2 separate regions of the Homo sapiens genome follow, and region 2 is linked to region 1. A link is a loop called in an ENCODE intact Hi-C map of the cell type or tissue named here. Cell type or tissue: PC-3. All regions are shown on one strand. Each heading gives the region's core, and the rest is flanking DNA. Links, peaks and the distances in the headings are about the cores only.

The links. Hi-C counts contacts between places; a loop is a spot of excess contacts. Peaks named below come from ENCODE experiments on the same cell type or tissue, not always from the same donor. Only the 100,000 strongest peaks of a DNase experiment are listed, where the experiment ranks them.
Region 2: a loop joins it to region 1, with 2.7 times the contacts of the local background. A loop is called at or near these places in 3 of 110 quality-filtered maps.

The regions. Positions count from the first base shown.
Region 1 is chr7:39,829,768-39,840,965 of GRCh38, forward strand. It overlaps LOC101928688 (a long non-coding RNA gene), which reads left to right and starts at 993. Exons shown (of 9, transcript XR_001745176.2): 1 at 993-1,211; 2 at 6,324-6,445; 3 at 6,933-7,144. It also overlaps the pseudogene LOC100422519 and the pseudogene SSBP3P1. In PC-3, for the core only: no CTCF peak of the experiment used is centred there; no DNase peak of the experiment used is centred there; H3K4me3 peaks cover 520 bases; H3K27me3 peaks cover 1,999 bases.
Region 2 is chr7:39,574,999-39,586,196 of GRCh38, forward strand. It overlaps a transcript of YAE1 not described here. Among named protein-coding and RNA genes, the nearest start is that of YAE1, 14 kb to the left of the region's middle. RefSeq lists enhancers at 5,300-5,379, 5,400-5,449. In PC-3, for the core only: CTCF peaks have their summits at 5,581 (motif pointing right) and 5,781; a DNase peak (open chromatin) is centred at 5,613.

The DNA.
Region 1 (11,198 bases), core at 1,160-9,159:
CCTTCTTTTTTTTTTGGAGACGGAGTATCACTCTGTCGCCCAGGCTAGAGTGCAGTGGCGCGATCTCGGCTCACTGCAAGCTCCGCCTCCCGCCCAGGCTAGAGTGCAGTGCCGCGATCTCGGCTCACTGCAAGCTCCACTCACTGCAAGCTCCGCCATTCTCCTGCCTCAGCCTCCCGAGTACGCCCAGCTAATTTTTTGGTATTTTTAGTAGAGACGGGGTTTATCTCGATCTCCTGACCTCGTGATCCACCCGTCTCGGCCTCCCAAGGTGCTGGGATTACAGGCGTGAGCCACCGCACCTGGCCCGCACTGAGGCCTTCTTAAGTGATTTCCGTGCTGAAGAACCCAGGCTGCCATTTTTGAGTGACAGAGATTAGTCTTTGAACCAGAAATAAATGAAGAAGAGGAGACTCTATATTTTTCTACCTTGTTTTAGATTATCAGGTTTGTTCCAGTTCAGGTATTAAAAATTATGTCAGCAATTAATTGGATTTTCAGCTCAGCCTGTAGGACATACAATTTGTGAAGACAAATTATTCTCAGACTATGCCAGTGTATTGGCTGCCATGATTTGTTACGGAACTATGCGTGGGTCTTGACTATTTCATAGGTTGGGAGAGGTGGAAATAGAAATAAGTAACTAAAATCTACAACAGAGGCCAAATTTTAATTTTCTTTTCTTTTTTTTTTTTTTGAGACGGAGTCTCGCTCTGTCGCCCAGGCTGGAGTGCAGTGGCGGGACCTCGGCTCACTGCAAGCTCCGCCTCCCGGGTTCACGCCATTCTCCTGCCTCAGCCTCCCAAGTAGCTGGGACTACAGGCGCCCGCCACTACGCCCGGCTAATTTTTTGTATTTTTAGTAGAGACGGGGTTTCACCGTTTTAGCCGGGATGGTCTCGATCTCCTGACCTCGTGATCCGCCCGCCTCGGCCTCCCAAAGTGCTGGGATTACAGGCGTGAGCCACCGCGCCCGGCCTTTAATTTTCTTAAGCAACATTAATATACAGATAGCTAGTCTCTCACCAGATTTGTTTCTATTTCTGTTTTTTTGGAGGTGACACTCAGGTATGGACCTGCAAATTACTTTCTTAAAGAAATGAACACACTCATTTTTGTTGTATATTTTTGCTCTAAAGGCTTTCCGGCAAACAGGCGATCAATGATTTACAGCCTACATCAGCTAAGGAAGACCGTGATTGTGATATCAAGGTAAAGTGCTCACATGTGAAATTAATTTTCTCATTATGAATCTAGTTTTCTATATAATTTACTCTTAAAATTTAGCAGTGGTCAACCTGTCATTGTTTTATGTTTGTAATGGAAAGTTGGTTACAAAAAAGCATTTTAAAGAAATATGAATAATTGAATTTGTAAAAATTGTACTTTGGTAAATAATAGATTGTTAAATACTAAGAGGGTGTGTGGGTGAGAAAAGGAATGTGCTGGAAAATGATTATATTGTGACAGAAAAATTATATTTGGCTAAGCTTTCTCACAATACAGGAAATTTGAAATGTGGTCAGGGTTTATTTGGATGAGTATGCTTTCTGTGACTTTTAAATTCATACTAACATGACTTTTATAATACTTATGCCTAAATAAATTCTTATCATAGTAATCATGGACTCTCCCTGGTGCGTTTTAGTTCCAAAACTGTACAGCAGATAGCATATAGTTTCTTTTTTTTTTTTGGACAGTTAATATTTTGGTATCATATACTTCTTAGGATAGCACTCTTTCCCTATTTCTATCCTTGGTTCTGTAATTAGACTAATACTAGAAATTGTGAAAATTTAGTTGAGTATTGTGGTACGTGCCTGCAATCTCAGCTACTTGGGGGTTTTAGGTGGGAGGATTTTTTGAGCCAAGGAATTTGAGACCAAATTGGCCAACATAGCAACACTGCTTCTCTCATATAAAAAAAAATTGTGGAAATTTAGAAATGTAAATTTTCTTTCTCCAAATGTACATTATAAAGGGATTCCATTGTGTTTTCTAAGTCACTTAATTAAGAACATACTTAAAACTCCTCAAATTGAAGAATTTGGACTAATGGGCTAGGACATGCTTTGCCCAAAATACCAACCAGTTCTAGCAGCAGAGACTCTTAATAACCATAAGGTAAGGCTTTGATTTCAGAATTTTTTTGCATCATACTTATTAAAGATTTACACTCAAAATCTTTGTATCACATTTAAAAACTCCAAATGTAAGAAGTCTTTGTATTTAGTTATTTAAATAATCACTTTAAAGCCCCTGCATTAGTATAAGCTACTGGAGGTTAGGAAACACACCTGTTTATATCCTGGAGTAGCTAGAATAAAGTATTGCCTGTAAGAAGCATTTTAATATTTTGTAATGTGAATACTTGAACAGACAAAAGGATTTCTATATAATGGAATGTTACAATTAACATGAGATACATACCTAATAATTAAATCTATGGCATTTCTAAAGTATGGCTTAAATGTATAGTCCCTTTCAATGTTTAGGATGTATAAATTCAGATGAGTTATATTGGGAAAATATGTCATAAATAAGAAAGAAATATGCCATCAAATAGGAAAGAGGGTTACAGTATACTTTGCAGTATCGTCCAACTATAAGCTTAGGTTAGGATTTGAGATTTAAAATTTTTAAACTTTTTAAACCCCAACCCATGTTCTACTAAATATATCTTTTCAAGCCATAGATTACACTTTAGAATTATGATTACTAATTATTTCTCCAAGTGGAAAGTTTATGGAACATTTCTTTTTCCATTTCTCTCTCCCTCTCTATAGTAATAATGGTCCATCTTTCAGGTAGTTGTAGATGACCATGTTTAAATACTTGAATGTATTGTTTTATGGTATAAAATTAAGCTCTTAGAGAAATATTTACAGCAAACTAATTGTAGAGTATTATTAGGGATATATTATAAACAAAAATCTCTGTTATATATCTGTATTTCCCCATGTACGTTAGCATACTTGATGATTTTCCTTTGGGTCCTGCTTGACAATGATTGATGTATATAAAAACTTTTAAATCATCAATCGGGATAATCATAGCTTTGTTTTTTTGTACTAGATCCTTTCTCCAACTTTTAACTACCATTCTATATGGTGTCAATGGGAAATTAGAACTATTAGTATGTTTACAGGGGAATGAGAAAACCATTTGATTTTGAAAATAGGATTTACATTTCTTTCTTACATCGTAGTAGTACCTAAAAATGCCTCATAATTCTATAATGACAAAAGCTTTTCTTACAATGTAAAACTTTAAAAATTAATTTTTAAAAAGGAGTGTTCTTGCAGAATTTTGAATTGAGGTCTTAGAATGAAATCTTTTCATTCAATATAAAATGTATATGACCATAATATTCCAAAAATATTAGCATATATTAAAACAAGTATATTTTATATCCTTGAAACAAATGTTGAAATATGTAATTGAGAGGGCGGCGGCGGCGGCGGCGGCGCTGGAGGCGCAGAGGGCGGCGCAGGCGGAGCCGGGCGGGCGCGCGAGCGAGCGGAGAGCGGGCGGCCGTGCGGGCGGCGGCGGCACCCCCAGGCCGAGCCGGCGCCGAAGGAGTTCCAGGGCGATGGGGCCGCGGCCCGGGCTGACGCTTTGACAGCTGGAAAGAGCGCGGAGCCAGCGCCTGGTGGGGAGGGAGGGGAGCGCGGCGAGGAGAGCGCCAGCGAGCGAGAGAGCGAGCGAGCGCCGGGGAGGGGGCCGGGAGCGAGGAGCAGCGCGGGAGAGCCGGAGCGGTAGCGGCGGCGGCGGCGAGGCTCGGCGCCCTCTTCCCTGCAAACCATGTTTGCCAAAGGCAGAGGCTCGGCGGTGCCCTCGGATGGGCAGGCTTGGGAAAAGTTAGCTTCATACGTCTACGAATATTTACTGCACGTAAGAGTACAGAAATCTGCAGAGACCTTCTTGTCGGAGATTCGATGGGAAAAAAACATCACGTTGGGAGAACCGCCTGGGTTTTTGCACTCGTGGTGGTGTGTATTTGGGGACCTTTACTGTGCAGCTCCTCAAAGGAGAGACACTTGTGAACATTCAAGTGAAGCAAAAGCCTTTCATGATTATAGTGCAGCAGCTGCCCCGAGCCCCGTGCTTGGCAACATTCCCCCCAACGATGGGATGCCGGGAGGCCCCATCCCGCCAGGTTTCTTTCAGGGTCCTCCGGGGTCACAGCCCTCGCCGCACGCACAGCCTCCACCTCACAATCCTAGCAGCATGATGGGACCCCACAGTCAGCCTTTTATGTCACCGCGATACGTAGGCGGCCCCGGGCCCCCGATCAGAATGGGAAACCAGCCTCCGGGAGGAGTTCTTGGGACACAGCCATTGCTGCCCAATTCTATGGATCCCACACGACAACAAGGCCACCCCAACATGGGAGGATCAATGCAGAGAATGAACCCTCCCCGAGGCATGGGGCCCATGGGTCCCGGCCCACAGAATTACGGCAGCGGCATGAGACCACCACCCAACTCCCTCGGCCCGCCATGCCCGGGATTAACATGGGCCCGGGAGCTGGCAGACCCTGGCCCAATCCTAACAGTGCTAACTCAATTCCATATTCCTCCTCATCACCTGGTACCTATGTGGGACCCCCGGTGGTGGCGGCCCTCCAGGAACACCCATTATGCCCAGTCCCGCAGATTCAACAAATTCCAGTGACAACATCTACACAATGACCTGGCGGCAGGTCCAACTTCCCGATGGGTCCCGGCTCGGACGGTCCGATGGGCGGCATGGGTGGCATGGAGCCACACCACATGAATGGATCATTAGGGTCAGGCGACATAGACGGACTTCCAAAAAATTCTCCTAACAACATAAGTGGCATTAGCAATCCTCCAGGCACCCCTCGAGATGACGGCGAGCTAGGAGGGAGCTTCCTCCACTCCTTTCAGAATGACAATTATTCTCCAAGCATGACGATGAGTGTGTGATCCCCCCTTCTCCGAGACGCTGAGAGAGCCGGCATTGCAGGCGGGAAGACGCCAGAAATTATGCAAGAAGTGAGGTGTTATTATCCAGGAGCTGGTGGGGAGGGCATCTCCCTGCTCCCCTAAACCCCCTCCCACCCCATCCACGCCCCCTACCTTTCCCAATTTTAGTTTCATGCAATAAAAAGGCCAAACTTTTTATTCCATAAAACATGAAGGACAAAACTCTCAAAAAAAAAAAAAGAAATATGTAATTGAGAAATTGAATCTCATGTTATTTCCCTCCTCTTCTTTCCATTTTCAAAATTTCAGACTTGTATATAGGTTTTCATGAGTTAATTCTACCAGTGCAGTATATTTTACAAATATTTCTTTTCTTAACACCATATGCTTTTCCCAAGTAAGGTCACCCACTCCTACACCCTGAGTGCCTCAATTTGACTTGTCCCACACTGAAGACATTGTCCTTGACCTTCTCCTGACTTTTTGTAATCTGCTCTGTCATCTGATTTTCCCATCCTAGGAAGTAACATCTAGTAAATAGAACTGAAACATTGAAACAGGAAAAATCTCGCATTCCAGCACTCCCTCAAATCACCAATCCAGTCACTCACAAGTTATACTTTTTCCACCTGCTTACCGTTTTTCATATCTCACTGCTATAATTCACTTTGACCCATCATTTTGAAATACTCTTGTCTAGTTTTGTCCCTCCCCCATCCCATGCCATGTTCAGTTATCATTACAATGCTGCCAGGGTGGCCTTTCTAAGATATTTTATGATGCTGTAACTCATCTGTTTATGAGTGGATCCCCATTACATGATGGGGAAGTTCACATTCTAGCATGGCACATATCTTTTGTGGTTTGGCCTGATTCTCCCATTTTATTTCTCCATCTCACTCCCTCTGACTAGGTTCCAGTTTTCCTGCATTACTTTAACACCCCTCATTTGCCATGTCGTTTCTCATTTCATGCCTCATACCTTTGCTCATACTGCCCTGTCTAGAAACCCTTCACATCCTCACTCTCTGCACTTTGTCCTTCTTTCAAAATAGGCCCTATCTTTGCAGCATTTCTGGAACTTCCCAGGTATAACCGACCATTGTTTTCTTTGAGCCCTTACTGTCCATTATTAACTTCAGTTGTAGAACTAGTGAACTATACTGTTTTGTTTTTGTTTGTTTCCATATATCTCTACCCCTACTCAAATATTAAGGAAGAGTCTCTTCTATATATGTTTTCAGCTTCTCCCAGGATATTGCCTATGATTCAGCAGACACAGTGAATGTTTGTTGTCTTACTGGTTGACTGATTGAGTGGGTGGGTGAATAAATACAATGTTTTCCAAAGCTTTTTGGTTTGTTTTTCATAGGAAGAAACAACTAAATCAGCAAGTGCAAAAAGACAAAATGATATTGATGTTATTGAAAGTGTTCCACAAGAGCAAACCAGTAACGTCAAATTTACGTTTTGTTCACAAAGATGGTAGAAGTGGTAAGTTAGTGAATATCTGAGAATTTTCCTGTGCTTAAATGCTGTTATTAAAAACCATTCAAGTAGATAGTCCCAAATGTCATATTTATTTCTTTTAAATAATTTTCCTGTCTTTCTTCATTCTAACACCTTCTTCTTTCTGAAACTATTATACTTCAACCCTCTGAAAGTGTTTTTGTTATTACTTTTATTTTATTGAAATTTTCATTAATGGAGACAGACTTGTATACGTATTTATTATGAAATGCACAGTGATAAATGTTCTCATGAATATATCTGTGAATAACATTTTATAGATACGACATCCACATTGGGATAAGAAGAGGGAGACATAGAATCACTTTTGTATTCTGGGGTATCGTCTGTCATTATTCTTGTTATTTCAAAATACAAGCATTCAGCGATGTTAAAACATAAAAGACGATGCCTTGACTTTACTTTCTCACCTCTGTATATGCCTAAAGGAATTATTTTCTTATATTTTCAGCCCAGAATTTAGAAAGTAGTAATCACCCCTAATACCAAACTTCCACTTAAGATTGAAGGAGAAATGAAGAAGCATGGAAGTAACAACATGGGATTATCAGAAAACTTGACTGATGCTGCTGGCAATGGTGTTGATGAACTAATTCCACAAAGAAAGAGTGAAAAACCTGAAAATCAGCAATTTCCTAGGACAGAGAATGAGAAGTATCAAAGGTAAGCCTATGGCAACATTTAACAGGAGATACTTACGTGCTATAAAACTAATCTTAATTTGGGCTAATATTCATGTTGAACAAATTTCATACTTTTACTGGGATATTCAGTCTTGCCTGGAATCAGAAAAATGCCAATCAGCAAACAATGAGTTACCACTTTTTCCAATCATTGATAATTTATTTGAAAAATAATAACCAGTATTGGCAAATGTGAGGGAAAAGGCATTTTCTTTTCTTTTCTTGTGAACATTTATTTTTTTTGCCATGTCATTTCATGCCCCATCTGACTTCAGGGTTATATGTGCAGTTTTGTTAGATAGGTAAACTGTATCATGGGGATTTGGGGTACAGATGACTTCATCAACCAGATAATAGGCATAATACCTGATAGGTAGTTTTTTGGTCCTCTCCCTCCTCCCACCCTCCACCCTCAAGTAGGCCCCAGTGTTTGTTGTTCTCCACTTTGTGTCCCTGTGTTCTCCACTTTGTGTCCCTGTGTTCTCATTGTTTAGCCACCACTAATGAGTGAGAATATGCAGTATGCGAATTTCTGTTCCTGTGTTAGTTTCCTTAAAATAATGGCCTCCAGCTCCATCCATGTTGCTTCAAAGGATATGATCTCATTGAAAAAGACATTTTCATAGACTGTCGGTACATACATTTTGAACGTTAATTTAGTAGCATGTATCAAAATTTCAGATATGTCATTCCTTTAACCTAAGAACTTCACTTCTAGGGCTAGACTCTACAGGAACATGACTTGTGTACACACACAAACATGTTAAGGACACTTACTACCTATACTACATAACACTCAAGGCTAATACACAAGCACACACATATATATATAACATATTAAGGATATATTTGTATGTTAAGGATATTTGTATAGATATGTTACATATATACTTGTAAATAAGGACATTTATTATAGCATTATTACATCAAAAAGTTGGAGCTAGTCTAAATCCTTATCAATAGGAAATAGCTCAGTTTTCATACCCAGAAAATAATGGAGTATGCAACCATTTTTTAAAAAATGAGGTTAGATCTAGAGTGTACTGATTATTTCACAATTAAAATGTATTTAAAGCATTTAGTTTGACGACACATCTGAAGACAATTTTGTTAGAATTCTTGTAATATCTGCTGTGTTGCAAATGGAGGCTACATGCCACATAGACACTGAACCTTGTTAACAACAAGATTGTTAGTTATTAAATTTTGGCTTTTTGTTCTCAGTGCCTGAGTCCTGAAATATTGGACCCTGAATCTGAATATTCCCAAGGGATTACACATGAGGATCTATATTCCATAGAAACATTTTAGTGTATTGGGTAAAACTTGTTAAAATACATCAAAGGATTTTTGATCTACTAAAGCAGGAGTTGGCCAGCTTTTTCCTCAAAGAGCCAGTTAGTAAATATTTTAGGCTCTATGGACCATGTTTATCTTTTTGAGGTAGGGTCTCACTCTATTGGCCAGGCTGGAGTCCAGTGGCATGATCATGGCTCACTGCAGCCTTGACTTTCTGGGCTCCAGGGATCCTCCCACCTCAGCCTGTCTACTAGCTGGGACCACAGGTGTGCACCATCACACCCGGCTAATTGGCTTTATGGACTACAACGTGAATAAGCGTGGCTGTGTTCCAAGAAACTGTACTTATAAAAACAGGAAGTGGGCTGGATTTGGCCAACAGTGCTGAATTGCTGACCCTTGTGCTAAAAGGAGGGTGCTGCTAATGCAGTGAATCCTCTTTGTAAAAGTACACTGCATGTATGCCATTATCCTTCCTTTGAAAAGAGAATATATTTCAGTATGCATCTCACCATATTTTTCAACAGTGACTTCATATGATTTAAAAAAATTTTTTTATAAAATAAGATTATTTTCTGGATTTGTCCCCTTTTATTCCCGTTAATAAAATAGTATTTTACTGTGACCAGTTACTTTATATATTTGATGAGTATCAACTGTTTTAGAATTGGCTTATATTTATCAAGCAAGAAATACTCCCCTTGAAACTTTTAGTATTCCTTGGTTTTTATGTATAGGCATGAACAAAATGATAATCAATTTATGCAATCTAGAAATGTTCAGGGGGACTTTTAGTGCTATAATTTTATGAATTTATTATTTAATATATTTCAGTCTGGCATTTTTAAATGCCATATATGTATAGTTTTAAAAACCTTGAAAACATAATTGTTTAAAATTATTATATATTTTTAAAACCTTAAAAATATTTAATAAAGTATGTAATTGTTATATAAAATTTGAAAACTACAGGTAAACAAGAAGAAAATTAGATAATCCATACTCGTGATGTCCCTGAAAGAACTGTCTACACTCACGGACTCAATTTTTTTTCCATTCATTTTTGATTTCATGCCAGTAGTCTTCAATCCCAGCACTCCTCCAAAGTTGTTTTCTCAAGGTTATCGCTAGTCTTCTCTCTAATAAATCTAGGCATTTTTTTCTTACACCTTATTTTATTTAACCTGTCAGCAATATTTATTTTATTTTATTAAATAAATATTTTATTTAACCTGTCAACAACCTAATGGAGGACACTCTCCTCCACGACAGTGTCTTCACTCGGCTTTCAGGACCTCACTCCCTCATCTGGCTTTTCCACCTGCCTTTCTAGTCCATCCATTATGGTCTGTTTTTCTTGCTCCTCCTCATCTTTCACTTTTTGCACATTGTTGTTTCCCAGGGCTCTGTCCTCGATCTTCTTTCTCATGACTTTTTCTACTGTGTGTATGCTAGTGATTTCCAAATGTATGTCTCCAGCTCAGATTTCTCTTCTTAATTCCAGACCTCCTGTCAACCTGCCTACTTGACATCTCTCTTTGGTTAGCTATTGGGTATCACACACTTGTCAGGTCCAACATTGGACTACTGACATCTGTCCTCACATCTGCTCCTCTTGTAGTCTTTCCTACTTGGGTGAATGGCAACTCTTCCAGTTGCTCTCCCAAAAAACTCAGCATCATTCTTGACTCATCTCTCTTTCTCTCTCTGACTCCTCACATCTAATCTAGTTGCAAATCTTGTTAGGTCTACGTGAACAGGTCTAGCTTTATAATAAGCTACATTCTTTATGTTAATCATTTTTCACTTAGGGAGAAAAGTCCAATGTTGTGGTTACTCACTATTTATTCTTTCACTGGTAATCATGATAGTTGTAATTACAGTAAAGTGAATCAAAGTAATTGTAAACTTTACTGGTATTTTATTTACAAAATAAAAATTAGGGTGGTAAATTTAATAGACTCAAAAATTGTTTCCAGGGGATTATGAACCTTCTGTATTTGAAATGAAAAGACAGAGTTGGAATTTTTTGCTTCCTGTAGTAAGAGCTATGCTGGTCAGGCAGGCACTATCTATTCTGATGGAGCAGCTGCTGATCTTACATAGGGTTTTGAGAGGACTGGACTTGAAGGATTGGCCGATTCCCGGATCCAAGTGGGTTGGCATCATCTGGAGCAACATGGTTATCTGAGTGAGACCGCTGGGGATTGGTTAGCACTTCCTAGCCTGTGGATTGATTTTGTGTCTGATTGGCTGTCTTTCAGAAGCAAGCTGCTCACACTGATGCTGGTTGGTGAGCGAGGCCAGTGGTGATTGATTGATCGATTGACTAGATTTAGAACTAGCTCTGGGTGGCTGCTTGTTACTATGACTACAGGTCAGTTCTTTCCTAAGTTTCAGGAAACTTTGACCAGAAATTTTCTGTTTAAAAGTTGCCTTTTGGCCCAGTGCAGTGGCTCACGCTTGTAATCCTGGCAGTTTGGGAGGCTAAGGCGGGCAAATCACTTGAAGTTGGAAGTTCGACACAGTCTGACCAACATGGAGAAACCCTGTCTCTACTTAAAAAATACAAAATTAGCCGGGCGTGGTGGCGCATACCTGTAATCCCAGCTACTTGGGAGGCTGAGGCAGGAGAATAGCTTGAACCCTGGAGGCAGAGGTTGCAGCGAGCTGAGATTGTGCCATTGCACTCCAGCCTGGGCAACAAGAGTGAAACTCCGTCACAAAAAAAAAAA
Region 2 (11,198 bases), core at 1,867-9,866, 250 kb before region 1:
GAACCAAGAATGAAGGGAAAGAGCTTACTGGCCTTGGGTCTCTTGCCTTGCCTCACATGTTGTAGGTCTGCCAGGTCTTCCCATGAGAATACCCTGCATGAGCATAAATGAAAAATGGTAAAGCAAGATTGCCCCAGAGCTGGCACAGCCAGAGTTTCAAGGCCCAGAACCCAGACATTAGACTGAGTGGTGTGGCTTCCTTAGAAACAAATTTCATCTAAAATAAGTTACTTCTGGGTGCTAATATATCTGAGGTTTTTAAAAAGGGTGATAAGGAAGCCCACAGAACCACACTTTTCTGACATTTTAGTTACTAGAACTGCTGAGGCCACCAAAAATGTTGTGATATGTAAAGGGAGTGGGCAGCTGAATGCATATACCTGCGTCCTTACCTAATATATATCCTTTACACTACTTATTAACTGCTTTGTGGGAAACCAAAATAAAAGCCTTCAGCCCAGTCTAAGTTGTGATTCTACCCTCTTCCAACTAAGGTTAGAGCTTAGTTCTTAGAACTAAGTTTCCAGTCTAAGATACAGGAGAGAGAGAGAGAGAGAGAGAGAGAGAGAGAGAGAGAGAGTGAGTGTGTGTGTGTGTATAGAGAGTGATTCACCAATCAGGCTTCTTGTTCTACAGAAATTCTCAAATCTCTGTCATGAAGATACTTTACCGCAACAGTTGCCTTTCTTGATTTTGCCCCTACGTAATGCCTTTTCTGAACAAACATGCTGGAGCACGAGTCTGCCATCACTGTCTCAAATTCTTAATTTCTCATGCACTCTCCACCTTTAAACTACTTTTTGCTAAAGTCACTGATAGCCAGTCACACAACTGTCCATCACTGACTTGTTTTCAGTCCTATCATTTGTCTCCTCTCCATCATTGGACATGAACAATTCACTGCTTATACAATCCCTTCTCCTTGCCTTCTCCAACAGCACTTTTTCTTGTCCGCTCATTACTATTCCCTATCATTTTGCTAACTCTCCCCGACTCTGACTGCTGCTTAGATGTAGGGATTCCCCAGAGTTTCACTGTTGGACCTCTTTGTTTTTATATTCTGACCAGATGATCTCACCTATTAATGTCATCCCTGTTCATCCATAGCTGGAAACATTAAGTCTTCCTCTGCCCTTCCTGTGCCATCATACCCTACTTCTAACTGAGTTGCTTTACATCTTTCAAACAGTTTGAGTCTGGCCTCCTTTCATTCTAATCACCCAGATTTTAATTAATTTATGTACCAGCCTCATCACTAATGTCAGTACCTACAATCTAGCTGTCTTCCTGTCCATTCTGTCTCTTACCAATATTATCTTTCCAAAACAGTTTACTTCCCTGACTTAAAACCTAGATTTATTCCCTTTTGTTTCTGTTTTTGTTTTTCAGGTCTTGGCCCAAACCTGTTGAAGTGTTGGGCCCAAAAGAGTGTTGTCAGTCTTCTTTTCCCACCTGCCTCTTTCCATTCACCATGCACACTACACTTCTTTACAGGCATTACTACAATGCTTTATGGACACACTAGGCTTATTCCCAACTTAGATTTTTACTCATTGCTGACTCTTCTGCCTAGAATACTTTATTCCACGTCCTTTCCCAGCAAATTCCTGTCACCCTCCAATACCAGCTTAAATTTCAGCTTCATCAGGCAGAGGTGATTGCTCTTCCCAATGTTTCCCCTGCATCACTTTGAGTGTCTCTTCACGTTTCTCCAGGAAAATCCCTTATTTAGTGTTATAGTCCCAGCATTCAGCATCACACCCTGTACATAGATGCATAGGTGGTGCTTGATGAGAGAAAAAAAAAATGAATCTACTAGCCAACATGGAAATATAACCAGAACAGGAGAACAGGATTCCAAAATACATCGTGTTACATTCTTTTGTAAATCTTTATGTTAGCTTTTCTTTTTTGAGATGGAGTTTTACTCCTGTTGCCCAAGCTGGAGTGCAATGGCGCAATCTCGGCTCACTACAACCTCCACCTCCTGGGTTCAAGTGATTCTCCTGCTTCAGCCTCCTAAGTAGCTGGGATTACAGGGGCCTGCCACCACACCCAGCTAATTTTTTGTATTTTTAGTAGAGATGGGGTTTCATCATGTTGGCCAGGCTGGTCTCAAACTCCTGACCTCAGGTGATCCACCCGCCTTGGCCTCCCAAAGTGCTGGGATTACAGACGTGAGCCACCACACCTGCCTTATGTTTGCCTTTCTAAAAAATGTTTATCTTCATTTTGCATGTTAATAAAAATCCACATATCCAAACTGTGTCATTGAGAGGTGACGAAGTGCTGGCAGCCCTCTCTCACTCTAGGTGCCTCCTTGGCCTCAGCACCCACTCTGGCTGCGCTTGAGGAGCCCTTCAGCCCGCTGCTGCGCTGTGGGAGCCCCTCTCTGGGCTGGCCGAGGCCGGAACCGGCTCCCTCCCCTCCCAGGGAGGTGTGGAGTGAGAGTGGCGAGCCAGCGTGAGCTTCTGGTGGGAGGTGGGCTTGGCAGGCCCTGCACTTGGAGTGGCCGGCCAGCAGGGAGGGAGGGGTTTAGCACCCGGGCCAGCAGCTGCAGAGGGTGCACCAGGTCCCCCAGCAGTGCCAGCCTGCCGGCACTGCGCTCAAATTCTCGCCAGGCCTCAGCTGCCTCCCCGGTGGGCACGGCTCAGAACCTGCAGCCTGTCATGCCCTAGCCTCACCCCCACTGTGGGCTCCTGCGCAGCCCAAGCCTCCCCAACGAGCACCACCCCCTGCTCTGCTGCGCCCGGTCCCATGGACTGCCCAAGGGCTGAGGAGTGCGGGTGCACGGTGCGGGACTGGGAGGCAGCTCCGCCTGCGGCCCAGTGCAGGATCCACGAGGTGAAGCCAGCTGGGCTCGTGAGTCTAGTTGGGACTTGGAGAACCTTTATGTCTAGCTAAGGGATTGTGAATACACCAGTCAGCACTCTGTGTCTAGCTCGAGGTTTGTAAACACACCAATCAGTGCTCTGTGTCTAGCTAATCTGGTGGGGACTTGGAGAACCTTTATGTCTAGCTAAGGGATTGTGAATACACCAGTCAGCACTTGGTGTCTAGCTCGAGGTTTGTGAATACACCAATCAGTGCTCTGTGTCTAGCTAATCTGGTGGGGACTTGGAGAACTTCTATGTCTAGCTGGAGGATTGTAAATGCACCAATCAGCACTCTGTGTCTAGTTCAAGCAGCGCTCTGTGTCTAGCTAATCTGGTAGGGAGTTGGAGAACCTTTATGTCTAGCTAAGGGATTGTAAATACACCAATCAGCACTCTGTCAAAACGGACCAATAAGCTGTCTGTAAAACAGACCGATCAGCTCTCTGTAAAATGGACCAATCAGCAAGATGTGGGTGGGGCCAGATAAGGGAATAAAAGCAGGCTGCCCAAGGGTCTAGTTGCAGGCTGCCCAAGGGTCTAGTTCCATGTTGTGGAAGCTTTGTTCTTTTGCTGTTTGCAATAAATCTTTCTGCTGTTCACTGTTTGGGTTTGTGTTGTCTTTGTGAGCTGTAACACTCACTGCAACGGGCTGCAGCTTCGCTCCTGAGGCCAGCGAGACCACGAACCCATTGGAAGAATGAACAACTCCAGACGCGCTGCCTTATGAGCTGCAACACTCACCGCGAAGGTCTGTAGCTTCACTCCTGAAGCCAGTGAGACCATGAACCCGCCAGAAGAAAGAAACTCCGAACACGTCTGAATATCAGAAGGAACAACCTCCGGACACACCACCTTTAAGAACTGTAACACTCACCGCGAGGGTCTGCAGCTTCATTCTTGAAGTCAGTGAGACCAAGAATCCACCAATTCCGGAGACTACATCGTCATACACCAGGCTAAACAGTTACGTTAATATAATAGCATTTACCAGTCATTACAAATTTTACAATGAATAAGTTAATATTACAATATAGCAAAACTTTAAAAAATACAAAATTATGTTTTAGTATAGTTTCCGCTACTAAGAAAGTGCAGAAAGAAACTACACAAAGGCAAAAACTAGGTGAAAACAAACCAAGATGTTAGTTTCTAGCAGGATCCCTGGTGCATAGTTCTAATAACAGTAAGGAGCTGGAGGAAAAAGAGAGGGGAAGTAATGGTTAACGCAGGCAGTGTTTACTATATGTAGGCACTATATTCTAAAAGCTTTACATATATTAATTTCTTTAATCCTCATAATAGCCCTCTCCTGCAGAGCTGCTTTTATGCCCATCTTAGAGATTAGGAAATCGAGGCACCAAGAAGGCTAAGTAATGTGTCCAGTTTGTAGCTACTAAATGGCCCACTTGAGATTTAAACCAAGGCAAGCCTGGTTCCAGAGTGTGTACTCAGGGTGGATGCTTACTAAATAATAACATGGTAGCAGTGACTGTGTTTAGTAGGGGGACTGTGAGCTATGTGTTTACTTTGCTGTTAATTTCTATTTTTCTATGAGAGGCCGAGGTGGACAGGTCACTTGAGGTCAGGAGTTCGAGACCAGCCTGGCCAACATGGCAAAAACCCATCTCTACTAAAAATACAAAAATTAGTCTTGTGTGATGGCAGGCACCTGTAATCCCAGCTACTCAGGAGGCTGAGGCAGGAGAATCGCTTGAACCCAGGAGGTGGGGGTGCAGTGAGCTGAGATCACGCCACTGCACTCCAGCCTGGACAACAGAGTGAGACTCTGTCTCAAAAAAAAAAAAAAATCCTGCTTTTCTGCATTTTTCAAGTCTTCCCCAGTCAGCAAGTATTATTTTTATTTTAAAAATGTATGTAATAGCCGAGCTACGTGTCTATAGCTCACACCTACAATCGCAGCACTTTGGGAGGCTGAGTTGGAAGGATCACTTGAGCCCAGGAGTTTGAGACCACACCAGCCTGGGCAACATGGCAAAAGCCTGTCACTACCAAAATAATAATAGCCAGGCATGGTGGCATGCAACCTGTAGTCCCAGCCTCCTGGGAAGCTGAAGTGGGAGGATCACCTGAGCCCAGGAGCTTGAGGCTGCAGTGAGCTGTGATCGCACCACTGCACTCTAGCCTAGGCAACAGAGTGAGACCCTGTGTCTAAAAAAACAAAAAAAGCATAATAACCAACAGTTATAAGGAACAAAAAATTTACCAGATTTGTTTGCTATACATGTAGAAAAAGAGATGGTCCCTGCCTACTCGAGGGGAGAATATTATGTAGAAAGTGGTTTAGCACATATACTAAAGGAGAAACTAAATTCTCCTCGGACTTCTTAGACTTTCTATCCTCCAAACGGGAAGATAGTTTATGTCACTCATTTTGTGATGATGTGTCTAGCTTTTACATATTCCTATTCAACTGAAAGGAAGGGTGTTAGCTCACCACTCACATATGTGCATACTGCTGCAGATCTGCCAAAAAGAGCCAAGAGTCCTCAGTGTGTAACACTCCGTTTTCTTGCCCTATAAATAGTCTGCTCTTTCCAAAAAGAAGATCAAAGTACTAATCAGAACTACCTACAGATTGAGTTCTGCGGAAGTTGAATCCTGGTGCTTTCATGCATGTGTATGCAACTCACCACTGAGAGAGGCCTTGGACCTTTGGATCCTCTTTCTTTCGAAGAAGCTGTTGAGTTAGTTCAAGGCCACTAGGTGGTGCTCGTGCACCCTGATAAGTTAGCACGTGTTTCATTCCTTGGTAATGTGCCCTTTGCTTAGACCTCATGGTCACAAGTACAAGAAGCTAGTGATTATCCCTAAAGCTATACCAGACAGATTGAGCCATTTGTGAAGTTGGGTGGATGAGGAGGGCTTTTGGGGTATGTCGACAAATAAGAAATTAGGATCCTCCTGTTCTTGTTTAAATTCTAGGCTGAGAATTTTTCTAAATCAAAATAACTGATCATAAGAAAACCTGTTCAAAAGAAAAAAGCACCTTTTTTCCAAAGCTCTGAGGCCTAAAAGTAAACACCTAGAACCCAAAGCATGCAGCCTTCAATCAGAAGCAATGTAAAATTCTAACCTCACCTGCAGGAAGCATCTCTACTTGCCAAGCAGGACTGCACCTAAACTGTTTCAAACAACACTTGCAGTTCATCTCTTGATCTCACTCTCTCTTTTTCTCTCACACACACAAACACAACTTTTCAGGATGTAAACATAGGGAGAGACAACAACTTTGTTAACCTACTCAAATATATCACAACTCTTCTCTTTTTAGTCAACAAATCGACAACCAACTAGGTTTTCCTCTCATCAAATACAACTCTAGAATAGTTAAGCCTGTTTCCTTATTAATGACATAGTCATCGTTATCTATGTAACATGGCTTTGTTATTTATAAAAGAAATATATGGTTCTAGATAGATTTTTAAACACAAAACAAATGAGTTGTCAAATTGCTTGTAATAATGAAATATGAGAGATTTGACAATAGTATAATGATAGCTTTTGCCAATAAAGCAAAATGACTGAAATTGGGGTATAATGTAAATAACCTGAAAATAAAATATCTTCTTTTTCTTATTTGGAGGCATTGCAAAACACCTTTCTTCCAAAATCAGATTCTGAAATAACCAAAAACTCTCTAACCTGTAATTAAAAATTACACCATGGAACAGCAAATTATTATTAACAACTAACCACCCTGGCACGGTGGCTCATGCCTATAATCCCAGCACTTTGGGAAGCTGAGACAGGTGGATCACTTGAACCCAAGAGTTCAAGACCAGCCTGGGAAACATAGGGAGACCGCATCTCTACAAAAAATACAAAATCAACCGGGCATGGTAGTGCACACCTATGGTCCCAACTACTTGGGAAGGCTGAGGCAGAAGGATGGCTTAAGCCCAGGAGTTCAAGGCTGCAGTGAGCCGTGATCCTGCCACTGCACTTCAGCCTGGGTAACAGAGTGAGACCCAGTCTCAAAAAAAAAATAAAAAACAAGAAAATAACCATAAAAATAGCTTTTTAAAAAGTAAAAGTTAATTTTTTTTTTAAGAGATGGAGTCTCACTCTGTCACTAAGGTTGGAGTGCAGTGGTACAATTACAGCTTATGGCAGCCTCAATCTCCTGGGCTCAAGCAATCCTCCTGCCTCAGCCTCCCAAGTAGCTGGGACTACAGGCACTACACCAGCTTCTGAGAACTGTGTCTGTAGGTAGTTCTGATTAGTACTTTGGTGATATTCTTTCTGGAAAGATCAGACTATTGATAGGACTATACCATGCCGGGCTAATTTTGTTGTTGTCATTTTTGTTGTTGTCATTGTTGAGATAGGGCCTCACTGTGTTGCCTGGGCTAGTCTAGAACTCCTGGGCTCAAGTGATCCTCCTCCCTCGGCCTCCCAAAGTGCTTGAATTCTAGGCATGAGCCACCATGCCCAGCCAAAAAAAAAATTAGTTAAAAATAGTTATTTTAACTAACCATATAATTTTAACCTATCAGCTGTTTAGAAATGACTGCAATAGAATTGAATGTAGAAGGAAAACTCATTTAATTCATTTGTAGAAGCCAATTAAAAGTATTTTCATTTAAAATCACATTGTTTTGTCATTCAAGCTGCCAAACGATATATTATTAGTCTGTGATTTTTATCTTATAGGCCAATATGAGGTCTGTATGATGTCTGAAATCTGTCACAATGTTCACTTATGACCCACCCCATTTGTCAGCTTAGAGAGCGTTTTTTATTTCTGTCAGTGTGCTGGAACAAAGGATGGCCTTCATGAAAGGTAGCAGAAGCACTGAGGTCAGAGATGGGATTTCACTCAGCTACTCATCAGAGACCTTGCCTCTTTAGTGTGAACATGATACTTCTGACCTCATCACAGGTTGCTTTGTCTCCAAGGAAGTAACCAGGGACAACTTGAGAAAGTCAGGCAAAGTAAGTTGCCATTGACAGATGGTGTTCAGCTGATAGAAAGAATGAATGGAGAAGCTGACAGAGAAAGATGCCAAAGATCGGTATAGCTTTCCATTTGGTATAGCAGAAGATGTATCAAATCAAAGCCATTTATATACATTTACGTAAAAATCCCACTTCTAGGAATTTAGTTAAAGGAATTATAAAGGTGATTTTAAAAACTTGCAGCGCAAAGCTATTGGTTGCTGCATTCAATCTAGAGTAGAGAAAAATTAGAATAACCCAAATGATCAACAATTTTAAAAATTGAGTAAATTATTATAACATCCACTCAAAGAAATGTTATGCACCCATTAAAAGTTATCATTATGAGAACTATAGAAACAAGGAATATGTTATATTTTTAAGTGAAAGTCATAAAATGTATACATGTGGACATATTATACAAAAATGTATATTTTGCAGATAAAACTCTGGGAGTGCCTGCTCTTAACAAAATAAAGTTCTTTATTGCATTTGTCACAATATTGCTTCTGTTTTAAAAGAGAAAGACCAGTTTACAAAACAGGGGTAACTCTTAGCCCAATTGAGTTATTTTTCATTAACTCCAGGGGAAAATCAAAATCATACTCATAAGTCACTTCTCCACAATATCCAATAAGATACTCAGGCAGGACCTCAGAAAATTCTATGAGAAGTGACTGATCTTTAACTTAACATAGATTTGAAAGAGAATATGATATTTACAGAATTTATTTGGTTCTCCACATTGATTTGATTGTGGCAATAACTTTGGCCTTCTTTGCCATTATTTTGTACATGTTAATAACAGTGTGCCTATAAGCCATGTATTTCCCAGGAGATCTGAGCCTCCTACTTTCCAAATGTGTAAGATCTATAAAATGGAGGTAATGGTAGTGACATCATTGTTTCTGTGGGGATTACGTGCAATTATGTATGTAAAGCCCTTGTTTGGTGATTGCTTTGAAGCACAGCTTCATCGTTTACAGGTCAGTTCACTTTCCTGTGCCTGTTTCTTCATCTGTCAGACCTACCTCCTAGGGTTATTGTAAAGAATCTGCATATATGGAGCACTTAGGACACTGCCTGCTACATGTTCACAACTCACTAGACATTAGCTATTATTATTGTATTTTCTCCTGAACATCATACCTGCAATTTGAATAAATTGTAAGAATTTGAATAAGCTGCAAGAGGTTTAACTGTCTTTACACAACCGCTATCATGAAACTCTGCCATGACTCAGACACAGCCAAGCTTCCCTCTGGCAGAACTAAAGGTAATTAGCATGATTTCTCCTCACCACCCCCCACCCCATTATTATTTTAAAAGAAAACTAAGGAAGGAGGAAAAATAAGAAAACCTTTTAAACATTTGCAAAGTTCATATAAAATTATACTTTAAAGTGGGGGTGATCAATAAGAAAGTTTTTGGAAACTCTCAGGGCATATTTTTTGTTTGTTCGCCAGAGTGATGGAAAGGGGGTACTACTAGCAATAGTTATGGGGAGGAGATGCTGTATGTCCTGCAATGTCCAGGTCAATAGTGCACAAAAAAGAATTGCCCTGCATCCTTCATGACTTTCAAATGCCCCAGGAGATGTTCATATAAATGAAAAATCTGTTTATAAGTATCAAAGCCTGTAATTAACTATATTTTAAATGTAAACACAGTATTTTTTCCCTTATCCTAATTTATTGCCTTTCTATATTATAAAACAATTAGGGCCTATTGTGCTGACCCCGATTGACTCCTGTGGGGATGGCACTGTGTCCAAGAGGCCAAAGAAGAGACCTGGTGCCAGCAAACGAGATGTAGAGTTTATTGAGGACTTTTATACAGGGATGGTCCAGTGGCAGTGGGCTGGACAGGAACACTGCTATCATTTGTAAAAAGCATGTAGTATGGTCAGGCATGGTGACTCTGGCCAGTAATCCCAGCACTATGGGAGGCCGGGTTGGGAGGATCGTTTGATGCCAGGAGTTTGAGACCAGCATGGGCAACAAAGTAAGACCCCATCTCAACAACAACAACAAAAATCATGCAATTTATATAGCATTTTCACTTAGCACCCTCCACCTCATAACCTCCACTTAGCAGCCTCCACCTAGCAAAACTCCATTTAACCCAAAACAAAGTGCCTCAGTTCCTTGCATGTCCTGCATTACAGGGAATGGCCCAGAGGTTCAAATGTCCTTCATAGATAAGGAGCGAGTCTCCAGGTTGGCCACTTGCAATTTCTTATGTGGAGATTCTGACCAACACATTGTTCTTAGACCATAGAGTATCTCAGGCTGTGCTTCAGTTATTACTATCAGGTACGTCTGCCATATGGGCTTCTAGTAAAATATTTAGATATTCAGAAACATTGTAGAAAATATTATTTAGGAAAAATGAATATTTCATAATCCCATATTTTATGGACTGAATTGTGTCCTCTCAAAATCCATGTTGAAGCCCCAGTCCTCAGTACCTCAGAAGGTGACTGTATTTGGAGATAGAAGTGTGCCCTAACCCAGTCTGACCAGTATCCTTATAAGAAGAGGAAATTTGGACACACAAAGAAATACCAGGGATGCTCATATACGGAGGAAAAAACCACGTGAGAACACAGGGAAAGCGGCCATCTGCAAGCCAAGGAGAGGGGCCTCAGAAAAAAACAAACCAGCTGACACCTTGATCTTGGACTTCTCGCCTCCAGATCTGTGAGAAAATAAATGTCTGTTCAACCCACCCGTTCTGTGGTACCTCGTTATTGCAGCCCTGGCAAGCTCATACACTACTCCTCCAGATTCTTCCAGATTTTTTCTATGTGCAGACTAGCAAATGGCACAACTTCCTTTTATAGAAATGTATTTCTTCAACAGATATTTATTAAATACCTACTATCTTCAGGGAATAGATACATTGGTGAACAAAAAGTTCCTACTGAAATGAAATCATACCAAATGTACAAAAACTGCTTGCTCTTTTCACTTAAAAAATATATCTTGATGGGAGCGGTGGCTCATGCCTGTAATCCCAACACTTTGGGAGGCCAAGGCAGGTGGATCACTTGAGCTCAGAATTCGAGACCAGCCCGGGCAAGATGGCAAAACCTCATCTCTACAAAAAAATACAAAAATTAGGCATGGTGATGTGCACCTGTGGTCCCAGCCACTTGGGAAGCCGAGGTGGAAGGATCACTGTAACTTTGGAGGTCAAGGCTGCTGTAAGCCGCGATCGCACCACCGCACTCCAGCCTGGGTGACAGAGCAAGACCCTATCTCAAAGAAATATATATATCCTAGGTATCAGTCTATGTCAGTAATGATAACTACCACCTCTTTTTCTTCTTTTTTTCCTCTTTTTTTTTTTTTAGAGATG